Linked DNA regions of Homo sapiens: all the other regions are linked to region 2. The links are chromatin loops, found by intact Hi-C in ENCODE. Cell type or tissue: GM12878. All regions are shown on one strand. Region 1 holds the start of LOC101928279 (a long non-coding RNA gene). Region 2 overlaps LOC124900165. Region 3 has its middle 21 kb from the start of MSX1.

Region 1 (4,000 bases), 72 kb after region 2:
CTCCAGTCATCCCCACCCTCGACCCAGCCCCACACAGCCCCAGCCTCCTCCGGCTTGGGTCAGAAAATAGCATGGACCAACTTTGGGATGCTTCTGGCTTTCTGGTCATTTACAAAGTGCGTTGGCATCTTTTCCCTTGTCTGAGCCTTGTGTAAAGTCAGGTAAAAAACAGGAGATTTGCCAGGGCAGGGAGTATGATTCCCATGATACACGGAAGGGAACTGAGGTTCTGGGAGAAAAGTGAGTTGGTGGAGCCACACTGCGGGAAGAGAAGTGAGGACTGGATTCTAGGCCTGGGGAGACGCTTTCCTTTCATCTCTTCCCTCCCTCCAAGTAGAGGCTTGTGAAGAGCTCACCAGAATATCTCATTCTGGGTTCTGTGTTCCTAGGGAATGATGGTGGTCAAAGAAGCCAGGTAACCCACAGATCCCAGTACCCACAGATCCCGGAAACAGCCCCTCCAAACCACGGAGCGGAGTGAAGGAGGCAGTGTCCAGATCGCAGAGGGCTTTCATGCCCACTTTCTCCCAACGGCCTTACAAATGACCCTGGCAAGGCATGCATTCACCCAGGTCAGAGCTCAATAAATACTTGTGGTGTGAGTAAATGAGCCCCAGGTTATAACTGGGGAAATTGAGGCCAGGAGAAACCAGGTAAAGTCATAAAGAAGAGCCAGAACCCCACGACCAGTCATCTGATGCTCCCTCCACCCCATCACCCCTCAAGGGCCTCTGCAGGCAGCAGTTTAATCTGAAGCAAATCCTAAAATAGTCCTCAAGAAGATGAGCACATCCCAGCTCTAATTCGCCCTCCAAGTGCCTCGAAAGATCTTTTCTAACAAAAACACAGAAATGATTTTTACAATCCAACCAACCATCAGCTCCATGAACCTTGAGAGAGACGGGAAGGCAGCCGCAACCTCTGCGAACTGAAATGTATTGTCAGAAGGATGTAATTACAAGTATTTATGTACACTGATTCTGAACCAGAGAATCCCGGGATGGCTCTGGGGCCAAAAAAAAAAAAAAAAAAAAAGAGAGAGAAAGAGGGAGAGAGAAAAAAAAGGCTTAAAAACTCCTGACAATGAGCAATTCTTCATGGAACAAAACTATTACAATAGCCAGCCTTTGATCTTGCCCGTCTCCTGTTGCCAATTGTATTTTGTCACCATTGGACTGTCACCCGCGAGGGAGCACTTTTGAATTAAGCAGTCTACAGCAATTTAGTCTGCACTGGCTTTGAAGTGCCAACATCAGTCAGGCCAGGACTAACTTTTTTCATTAAAAATTTTTCAGCTTCTCTAAGGGAGCTTTTTGCCTTTTTTTTTTTTTTTTTTAAGCCTGCCGGGACATTTAGATAAGTTGAGCCTCCAACCCGTGGCCCCAAGACATCAAAAGGCGCGGGGTCCAGTAATGCTGGAGGCAGCCATCACTAAGCCCTAATGGAGTGCTTCATTAAGATCGCTTCAAAGGCCCCCGTTTACAGACTCGGAGATTGACTAATTTACACATTGTGGGAAAATTGCTACCAGCTCTGCCCACACCCCAGCAGGGGGAGAGACGCCCTCTTTCTTTGAAAGGCAAGAACTGCAAAAGGCCCCTCTAATTGCAGACTGGCCTTTACAAGGGAAAAACCCAGGCCCTGCCCTAAATTTTGCATTCGGCTGCCTTAGCACTCTGCGTCCTCGCACCGACCCTGGGGTCCTGTTTGTCCGGAGACAGCGTGGCACCAACCCAGCTGTGTGTGCTTTGGAGCTGGATACTCCTAAACACGTTTGGGTTTGAACTCCAGCTCTGATCCTGCCAGCGAGGAGCCTTAGAGCAAGTGACTTAACCTTCTGGGCCTCAGTTTCCCTCATCTGAAAATGGGCGTGATCAAGTCACCTCCCAGGGATATTTTCGAGGATGAGAGGTAAGGACGGCAGGAGAAGCTCAATGTGCTGGCTACTTTTACCTTAGCGTAAACATATAAGAGAGCGAAAAGGCATCCCTGAAACTGAAGCCATGTTTTCACAAGCTGTCTTCACGGCTTATTGATTATTTGAGATGTTTGCACACAGACTGGGGCATGAGGTCCATAGATAGGTGCGGGTCAGGCCCGTGGCTGTTTTGAGAACTGTGTTATGTGGCCTCAATGGCAGCACGTAACAGCATCAATTCATCTATTAATAGTTTTCCTTTGTCGTAAAAGCAAGTTGGGAAGGGCGTGATGAGGCGAGCTCTCTGGGATGCTGTCATGTGGATTCACCCACGGGTCTGAAACCAGGGCTGGCTATGGAAGGTTGGTCACCAGAGGCCCTGTGGGAAAAGCACCAAGCTCAGGGTGCAGTCACCCTTCCAGTCTGGCTCTGTCCCCAACGTCCTGAGCAACACCAACCATGCCGCCTGTCCTCTCTGGTCAGCAGGGTTCTCCTGGGACTGAAAGGGCAAGGCCTAGGTATGCCCAAAGCCTCCTCCCCAGCCTGATGACTCGGGGTCTTCACCCCGCTTGAGGCCTCAGCATCTCTGGGACCTTGTGAGAGATGCATGTTCATAGGCTGCCCGGCCCTCCTGAATGGGAATCTGCATTTGGAATGATCCCTGGTGATTCGGGCACACAGTAAAGTGGAGGAGCTCTGCCCCAATGCTTCTTTGGCCCAGGAAAACACAGTGATGCTTGTTTCCTCAGGGGATCCAGCCCGGTGACTTTGGCCTGGGAAGTCATGATTTTTGGGACTAACAGCCTGGCAGGCCCCTTGCCTACCACCCAACTGGGACTCATTGTGTTTACATCAGTGTCATGCAGCTTTACTCTCTAGGGTCATGTGGGGTCCCAAGTGAGGTAAAGGAAACTGCTGCGTCATTCATCGAGCACCTACTGTGTTCAGGCATCCTGCTGGGTGCAGCGCACCTGGTAAGTAACTGAGATTGTGAGTCATTTGGTCTTTTGGTTGAGTCATTGAGGAAGAGATTGAGTGACTGGCCCAGGGTCACACAGTCAGTGAGTGGCCTCCTTCCAAGCACCCCCTGCACCACCCCCTGCACCAGGCTGCACAGAGGAATCCCAGGGTGCCCATTTCTGGAGGTGCCCCCCCGAAGAGGCTGGTTAGATGGGGACCCAAGGGGAGGCCTGAACTGCCACGTCCTCCGGTATTGTCCCCTTCCCCTCTACTTTCTATTTGCCCATCTTCCTAATTAGAGGGAAAAAATCTACACTCACTTCCTCTATTCAACCTTTCACTTAAAAAAAAAAAATGCAACTCCCACCCCCCTGGTTCCCAGCCTCGAAGGGAAGCCACCCTGGCCAGGGGCAAGCATCGCAGCAAACCACTTAGCAAACCGCAAATTTCAGAGGCCTCGTCACATCTGCATTTTATCAGCTTTTTCCGGATAGTATTACCCCGAGCAATTGTCTGCAGATCGGCCGACAGCTGAGACGTTCAAGCTCTGAATTACGGAGAAAGGGCCGGAGATAAAGCCGAGCACATGTATCCCATCAAAGTAATGAAAGCCGCCTGCCGCCAGGACGCCCTGCTGCCTCCTTCCTAGCCGCCCTGCCGCCCCGCAGGAAGGCTGATTAACCCTTGCGAGGCAGGGGAAGAAGAGCAGCGGTCATCCAATACTCAGGCTAATCAGGGTCCCAAGAATGGGAGGGAGGCAGAGGGGGTGGGCCGGAAAGAACAGCCATCGCAGAGGGCCACTCTGACCTCAGGATTAGACCTGCTGCATTTCCTGTCACAGGACTTTGGTGGGACGGCAAAAAGGTAGATGAATAAAGGACTTGGTGTCCACAAGGTCCCAGAGACACTGCCTGGGTATTAAGCATTCCTAGAGGAGTGAGGGCAAGCAGTTTCCTGTGAGTAAGCCTTGCCTTGCTGTGAACGGATGCCATGTTTGCAAGAGTTGGTAATAATGTTTGCTGAGCACTTACTGTGGACTGGGCACCTTTGTTCCCCTTGCTTCCTGTCCCACCCCATGGTGTGCTATGCCTGGAGCTCACTGCATTGAACTCCAGTGTCTCC
Region 2 (4,000 bases):
AACTCAAAGGCCTTTTTAAAGATGGAGACAGCTCCCCGGAGACTTACCTTGCCTGGGACCCTCGTCTTTATTCATCCCTAGTGCTTCCATCAAGTGAGCAGGTGTATAACATAGACAGCCCCATTTATGGATGGAAACACCAAGGCCCAGAGTGACTGTTTGCTTTTCCCGAGAAGTGGACTGTTGCTTTCCAGTTGGCTGATGCCCGCGTCTGCTAGGCTTTCATTAAGGATCACACCACCGTCTTTGCTTTTCCTTTCAGTCTAAACAAAGCCTAAAATAAAGTGCCTCCGAACACTGCATTCTTTCTAACGATTTCAAGAGGGCAGCCCAAACAACCTCTAGAGAGGCAGCTCCCTGGTTCGTTGCAATGTGAGCTCTCCCACTGCCTCCGATGTCTGCTTCCCTGTCTCCCCATTTCTCATCCCCACTCCTGCTGTCGTCCAGCTGTCTCCTCTCCCTGGAGTCGTTTCTCCTTTTTCCCTGACTAAATTCTTAACCTCTGAGACTCCTCTCCCAGGTCGCTTCCTCTGGAGGCCTTTTATCCTCTCCGAGTTGGAGTTCAGGGCCTCTCCCTTGGTTGGCTCTGCCCGTACTCAATCCTCCTGTCTGTGCTCACATCTCCACCAGGGTCGGCAAAGACTGTGAAAACAGGAGGAGAAATGTCCTGCTCGTGTCTATACTCCCGTTGCCTAGCACGGTGCCTGGGGGATGCTAAGCACACGAGTGTGTCCGAATGAAGCCCCTCAGTCACAGCTATCTACCATGTGGATTTTTGTGACATAAAATGAAAAAAGAGACGAGGGGAGATAGGAACTTTAGGAGAGGAGAAGGCAAGATTAAATCAAATTGCGACAATTATCCATACACAAGACATCGGGCTGACTCCACCTTCTGGACCCCCGTGCCAGTTACCGTCCTCATTTTAAAAGGGTACTTGGAGCCAGACGCAGTGGCTCACACCTGCAGTCCCAGCACTTTGGAAGGCTGAGGAGGTCAGATCAATTGAGCCCAGAGTTCAAGACCAGTCTGGGCAACATAGCAAGACCTCAGCTCTACAAAAAATAAAAATAAAATAATTAGCCAAGCATGGTGGTGTGCACCTGTAGTCTCAACTACTTGTGAGGCTGAGGTGGGAGGATCACTTGAGCCTTGGAGTTTGAGGCTGCAGTGAGCCAAGATCACACCACTGCACTCCAGCCTTGGCAAGAGAGTGAGACCCTGTCTCAAAACAAACAAACAAAACAGAAGAGAATTTGACATGCAGTTTATCTATCCATGTCATATGCATTGATCCCAGTGAAGCAGTCCTCCTCCATTCTCCAGCCTGGCCGCCTCTGGGCACCCTTTTCCAGGTGGTGCCACTGGGACACCATGACCATGTGAAGCTGTGCGCAGACAGCCAGAGGCCTCCCCCTGGAGCACCAGACTCCATTGCCTCTTGCTCTCGGGCTTTCCTCACTCAGGTGTTCACCAAGTATTGCAGAGAGCTTCCGAAGATGACCTCAATGATTTCCTCCTCCTGGTAGTCACACCGTTGTGTAAGCCCCTGCCCTTGACTGTGGGCTGGACCTAGTGAATCATTTCTAACCATAGAATATGGCAAAAATGATGGGATGTCACTTCTGTGGTTAGGTTCGAAAAAGGCCATGGTTTCTGTCTTGCTAGCAGATTCTTTCTATTGACTTCTTGGCTTGCATCCTTTGATGAAACCAGCAGGAGGCCCATGTGGCAAGAAACTGAAGGTGACTTTCAGCCAAAAATCAGTGAGGAACCGGAGCCCCCATTCAGCAGCCACATGAAACTGAACGCTGCCAACAGCCACTGAGTGAGTGGACCCTTCCCCCTTAGAGTCTTCCCATGACATCACAGCCCCTGGACTGACACAGCTTGATGGCATCAGCCAGAGACCGTGAAGCAGAGCACCCAGATAAGCTGTGCTTGGACTTCTGACCCACAGAAACCACGAGATAATAACTGTTGTTTCAAGCCACTAAGTTTTGGGGTAATCTCCTACACCATGATCAATAACTCACACAGCACCCACTCTCCCACTCTGTGCCATTGTCCTAAATGTCTTCTTTGGACAATTTGCATCTATTTGTACCCCTTCCTATGAACTTCCCAATCCTGCTATTTCATAGGGGATGAAATGTATTTCCTATGTTCCTTTGCTGCTAGGGTTCTGGATAAAATTTAGGCTCTGCCAGCCAGGCGCAGTGGCTCACACCTGTAATCCCAGCACTTTGGGAGGCCGAGGTGGTCACATCACGAGGTCAGGAGATTGAGACCATCCTGGTCAACATGGTGAAACCTTGTATCTACTAAAAATGCAAAAATTAGCTGGGCATGGTGGTGCACACCTGTAGTCCCAGCTACTCGGGAGGCTGAGGCAGGAGAATTGCTTGAACCCAGGAGGCGGAGGTTGCAGTGAGCCGAGATCAAGCCATTACCCTCCAGCCTGGGTGACAGGGTGAGACTCTGTCTCAAAAAAAAAAAAAAAAATTAGGCTCTGCCAATGAGAAGCACATGTGCAACATTTGGAAAGCAGAATTTGCTCTGGCAGTGGCAGCTGGTGGGCAGGCTTTGGCAGGAGTGAGCTTTGCAGTGGTCATACTCTCTATTTATCAGTTCATGGGTAAGGGACTGGTGGGGCATCAGCTGGAATTGCCTACAGTATCCTGAGTTCAGAATCAAGCAGAGTGACCTTGAAGCCTAAAGCCCAGTAACAGCCTTATCACTTTCACTCCTCCAGCTCATCCAACAGTTTTCTAGCACCTATTTATTTCCTCATATTGAATACCTCGCTGCCAAAAATACCTAGACACATTTCTGGTTCCTTGACTGAACTCTGCTGATAGAGCCATTCACTATGCAAAGCCCTGGGGCTACAGGTGAACCTGACATAATTAATTCCATAACACGACACTCACACTCTAGTGATGGAGACAGAAAGTTAGAAAGTAATGTCACTACAATGTACCTGTCTGTTAGACCCCACTCAGAGGTGAGTATACAGTGAAGCATGAAGCTTAAGCTTCAGTGTCCCTCACTTGCCTGGGTCTCTACCCAGGTCTGAGAAAGGCCTTGCGATTTTGTTTTCACAATTTTCTGGGTTTTGTTTCTCTTTCTTTTTCTTTTCTTTTCTTTCTTTCTTTCTTTTTTTTTTTTTTTTTTTGAGAGAGTCTCTATCTGTCACCCAGGCTGAAGTACAGAGACGCAATCTAGGCTCACTGCAACCTCCGCCTCCTGGGTTCAAGCGATTCTCCTGCCTCAGCCTCCTGAGTAGCTGGGATTACAGGCACCTGCCACCAAGCCTGGCTAATTTTTTTGTATTTTTAGTAGAGACAGGGTTTTACCATGTTGGCCAGGTTGGTCTTGAAAACTCCTGACCTCAGGTGATCTGCCCACCTTGGCCTCCCAAAGTGCTGGGATTACAGGTGTGAGCCACCACACCCAGTCTTGTTTCTTAATAAGCTCTTCCCCATTCCCCAAATTGTATAAACTCTGGGCCCCTCAAAATCTGGCTCAGGTTTGGCCTCTGGGGACCCTCACCCACTCTGATGGCTTTGCCCACCAGCTGCTTGGGCAAAAACCTCTCAGATCCATTCAGTCAGCTAAGCCTGAGCTTTATAGCTCAAGCCACCCTGAGGCATTCTCCCAGCAGTGCCTCAGGACCTCCCGCTCAACACTTTTTCCTTCCCTAAACCAGCTCTTCACCCTGGGTGTTCCCTTTGTTAAATGATATCACTGTCCACCCAGTGGCCCAAGGCAGACATGTGCTGCTCTGTGGAGTAAAATGCCCCTGAGTGTTGAAGAAAATAAGTGAGAATGAGGCACATTTGGTAATCCTGTCGCCAGAAGGCTGGCCCAGGGGAAGGCATGTCTGGGCTCAGGGTCTGAGGGATAGCACCTACCTAAGTGACTCCAGGCAGTAAATGTGATGTAGGGACCTTGGAACTGGCCCCAAAGTCTGATCTCGATGGCAAGGTGTATTAGT
Region 3 (4,000 bases), 190 kb after region 2:
ATAAGCTGTCTCTCGTGGGATTCAGAAGCCGGAAGCCCTGAGGGTTCTTTCCTGTCCTCCCACCCTACAGAGCCAGGGTAGGAGCAGAAAAGAGGAGGCAAGGAAACACTGGAAGAAAAGATATACAGATAGTACCCTCACCTGCTCCCTCACCTTGTAAACCTCGTCACAAACCAGTGAGCTTGACAAGGCAGGGGTGTGATTCCCTTTAGCCAGATGAGGAAGCCACAGCCCGGAAAGATGGAAGGATTTGTCCAAGATTGCACGTGAGGGATAGGCCAGAATCGGAATCAGACATTTGGATTCCGGGGCCAGTGCTATATTCTGGTCACATTTGCACATGGCACCGCTTTTCCTTGGATCTGCCTTCTGAATGGCAATGGACTGATCATGACTCAGATGAGCTAGAACCTGAAGACACGATAGGGAGTTGGACCCTGTTTTACTGCTAATCCTAGGTCAGAGCACAGCCACTGAACTCCAAGGCTTTTCTAGAAGCTTTCAGCAGGCACTATCAGTCTGTAATAGCCGTGAGATATGTATGGACAAGGAGTTCCAAGAAATCCTCAAAATGTAGGTGGACGGATGAAATTCCACTTGGACACAATTGTGGTAAAAGTCATTTAAGTAATTAGCGTCTGAGTACTTTTCTGTATATGTGGATGGGGGAAAGGAAGAGTAATTTCTGTTTGCTAAGTAACTAGCAGGTTCTCCAAGTCTGTTCCTTAATCAATTAATTAATTTTTTTTGAGACACGGTCTTGCCCTGTCGCCCAGTCTGGAGTGTGGTAGCACAATCATGGCTCACTGCAGCCTGGACTTCCCAGGCTCAGGTGATTCTCCCATCTCAGCCTCCCGAGTAGCTGAGACTACAGGCACGTGCCACCACACCTGGCTAATTGTTGTATTTTTATGTAGAGACAAGGCTTCATCATGTTACCCAGGCTGATCTTGAACTCCTGGGCTCAAGCAATCCCTCCGCCTTGGCCTCCCAAAGTGCTGGGATTACAGGCATGAGCCACTGCACCCAGCCTTGTTCCTTAATTTACTACTCACATCAATAGCTAGGGAAATGAATGTCTGGTTCCAGTTTTTCAGGGAATCCTGCAGCCCAGTGAGAATGAGTCAGTTGCTCAGGATCACACAGTTAATAAACCAGTATCTGGAATTCAAATTAAGTTCTGTGTGTCTCTAAAGCACATGCCGTTTCAATCCACTCACGCTGAGGGACCTACGCTTGCATAAGTGCCTTTTTAACACATAAATAAGCTCTAAAGGCAGTGTGGAAAGTGGTTGCAAAAATATAAATCAAATAATATGCTTAGAGGAAGAACAAAGAATGTTAACTGAAAAAAATAGCAAACAATGAACAAACTCTGAACCCTCTCTTGGTGTTGATGACTTTCACTGGAGATCATAAGGAAATAGAAACTCTTAAAACCAGTCATCGGACTTGTTAATAATGGGCTCGTAGGAGAATGCTAATGAAATGTGATGAGTTTTTTTCTTGTTAAAATCTCATTTCAAATAACTCCGTTCGTCATCCATTTTTTACAAGGAACGAAAACAAATGTTTTCCAAAGCTTCAAACCAAAATCTCTGTGTGGGTTTCTTGTTTTGAGCCAAATATTCTGTGTCTTTTCCCAGCTGGGAATTCCCTCCCCATCTTTGTTGGTCCAAGTCCTATGTGTCCTGTGGGTCCAACTCCTCCCTCCACCGTCCTCTGACAGAGAGTCAAAGTCCTGGGTTCAAATCCAGTATCCACCCCCCCTTTTTTTAATTAAAATTTATTTTTTGTTTTAATATAAACAGTTTTTAAATATATTTCCCCTGTAAAGGGATACATATGTTTATAAAGCCTGTTTCCACTTCTCCCTAGAGGTTATTTTTAAAAGTTGTTTGTAAAATTAATTTTGATTTTTTTAATTAAAGAAGTCATATATCATTTTAAAGGTCAAATGGTTTTCAACAGCATATAATGAAAAAGAGCAGCGCCACCCTGTGCCTGCCCAGACCAAATATTTTCCCCAGATGGAGCATTTTCAACCTTTAGTTATTTCTTCTGGCATTTTCTTACCTCTTTCTAAATCACCTCTCTGCACTGATAATCCTTGATTTTTTAGTATTAAATATTATTGATGGACTTTCTGTTACGAAGATGAAGATTAGCTCTTATGCTGCTTTCCCAAGTACCCTCTCACCATTCTCATAAGGGTATCATTTTTTGTTAGATCAATATTCTGTGGTTACTATTATGACCACATAAATAGTGTCCGTAGTTATGCCACATAATATGCTTTAATTACATTTCCTGTCTTGTATAACCTTTCTTTCTGGAAGTTGATAATTGCCTTTATGCTTTCTTTAGTTACCTATGTGCTTGTCATTAATTTCACCTCTTCACTCTCTCAGAAATGGAGAACTATTCTGAGCAAATTTACACACGCCAGGTAACATCCCCATTCCCTTTCTCCTCTCGGAGACACTTCTCTTGGAGAACGTTGCCCTCCTACCACTGGTTGTCCTGGAAGCCATCAAACAGCTGTCAACCCTGGACTTCCCTGCTCCGTCATCTGAGAAGTCCCCTTTGCCCATTTCCTGAGTTGGAGCCCTGATTTCCTGGGTTTCAGGCCTTCCTTTTGCTTCATTGATTTCCTTTCTTGGAGCATCTCCTTCAGTAGCTTCCTGAGAGAAGCTGCATGGAAGGTAACATTTTCAAAGTTTTGCATGTCTGAGATTGTCTTTATTCTCCTCTTACATTTCAGTGATAGTTTGCTTGGATGTAGCATTGTACCTCCTCCAACCGTGGAACCATTTCTCTGTGATCTTGTTTCCAGCTATTGATAGTCTGATGTCATTCTAATTCTTATTTTCTTTCCCTGTGGGGTTTTGGATTCTTTTCCTTATCTCTGTTGCTTGGGAATTTCATCATCCTGTGCCTTGGTGTGGTTTTATTTTGTTGTTTGTGCTGGGCCCAAGTGAATCCTTTCAATCTGGAAACCTGTGGCCTTCAGTTGCAAGAAAGTACAGGTTAAGCATCCCTAATCTTAAAATCTGAAATCGGAAATGCTCCAAGATCTGAAATGTCTTGAGAGTGGACATGATGTCACAAGTGGAAAATTCCACATCTGATCTCATGTGACATGTCACAGTCAAAATACTGGTGCACAACACATCGTTTATTTCATATCCCCAAAGGAAAAAAAGGCCTTCTCAGCCCGCTTCAGCAGTGATGTATCTTTTCCACGCACATCCAGGTTCCCTCTGCCCCTCAAGCACTCACACAGAGAATAAAATAGCACTTTCACAGGCTGAGGCACCAGTAACACATTCCCCACTATGCCCCACATGAAGCCAAGATCTACCTGCATTACTCACTTGGTTCTTTTTCTTATTCTCTGCTGTGTGGTGTAAAGTTATTGATTAAGGCCAGGAGCGGTGGCTCACACCTGTAATCCCAGCACTTTGGGAGGCTGAGGCGGGTGGATCACCTGAGGTCAGGAGGCCGAGACCAGCCTGGCCAACATGGTGGAATCTCATCTCTATTAAAAATACAAAAATTAGCTGAGTGTGGTTGCGGGCACCAGTAATCCCAGCTACTCTGGAGGCTGAGGCAGGAGAATTGCTTGAGCCTGTGAGGCGGAGGTTGCAGTGAGCCGAGATAGTGCCACTGCACTCCAGCCTGGGCAACAAGAGTGAGACTCCATCTGAAAAATAAATAAATTAATTACATTAAATAAAAATAAATAAATAAATAAAGTTATTGATTAAAATTTTAAAGGCCTGCTGATACTCCCATGGGCTAAAAAAAAAAAAAAAAAAAAGAAGTGATAAGAAAAAAAGGAAGCATTTGTGTTTATCTATAACATGGAAAGTCAAGCTGTTGGAGAAGCCGGACAGTGCTGCAGATGTAAAACATCAGATGGAAGAGCTCAGTGTTGGAATGACCATGGCACATGACCTGAAGAAACAGAAGGATGAACTGTCAAAGTACTATGCCG

The links. A loop is a pair of places that touch in the nucleus more often than their neighbours do. Peaks named below come from ENCODE experiments on the same cell type or tissue, not always from the same donor. Only the 100,000 strongest peaks of a DNase experiment are listed, where the experiment ranks them.
Region 1: it touches region 2 in a loop (4-fold over the local background); 4 of 110 quality-filtered maps call a loop at or near these places.
Region 3: a loop joins it to region 2, with 4 times the contacts of the local background. A loop is called at or near these places in 13 of 110 quality-filtered maps.

What each region holds. Positions count from the first base shown.
Region 1 is chr4:4,760,157-4,764,156 of GRCh38, forward strand. LOC124900165 reads left to right here. Exons shown (of 6, transcript XM_047416490.1): 6 at 390-4,000. It overlaps LOC101928279 (a long non-coding RNA gene), which reads left to right and starts at 1,604. Exons shown (of 3, transcript NR_125892.1): 1 at 1,604-1,911. RefSeq lists enhancers at 2,360-3,559, 2,814-3,350, 2,985-3,294, 3,351-3,888, 3,465-3,604. In GM12878, a CTCF peak has its summit at 1,566 (motif pointing right); DNase peaks (open chromatin) are centred at 2,885 and 3,285; H3K4me3 peaks cover 744 bases; H3K27ac peaks cover 1,439 bases.
Region 2 is chr4:4,688,209-4,692,208 of GRCh38, forward strand. The region is part of intron 5 of LOC124900165; the gene reads left to right. All of the region lies in intron 4 of STX18-AS1 (STX18 antisense RNA 1 (head to head)), which reads left to right. Among named protein-coding and RNA genes, the nearest start is that of SNORD162, 26 kb to the left of the region's middle. In GM12878, a CTCF peak has its summit at 1,725; a DNase peak (open chromatin) is centred at 1,633; H3K27ac peaks cover 344 bases.
Region 3 is chr4:4,878,706-4,882,705 of GRCh38, forward strand. No RefSeq gene overlaps it. Among named protein-coding and RNA genes, the nearest start is that of MSX1, 21 kb to the left of the region's middle. In GM12878, a CTCF peak has its summit at 1,993 (motif pointing left); no DNase peak of the experiment used is centred here.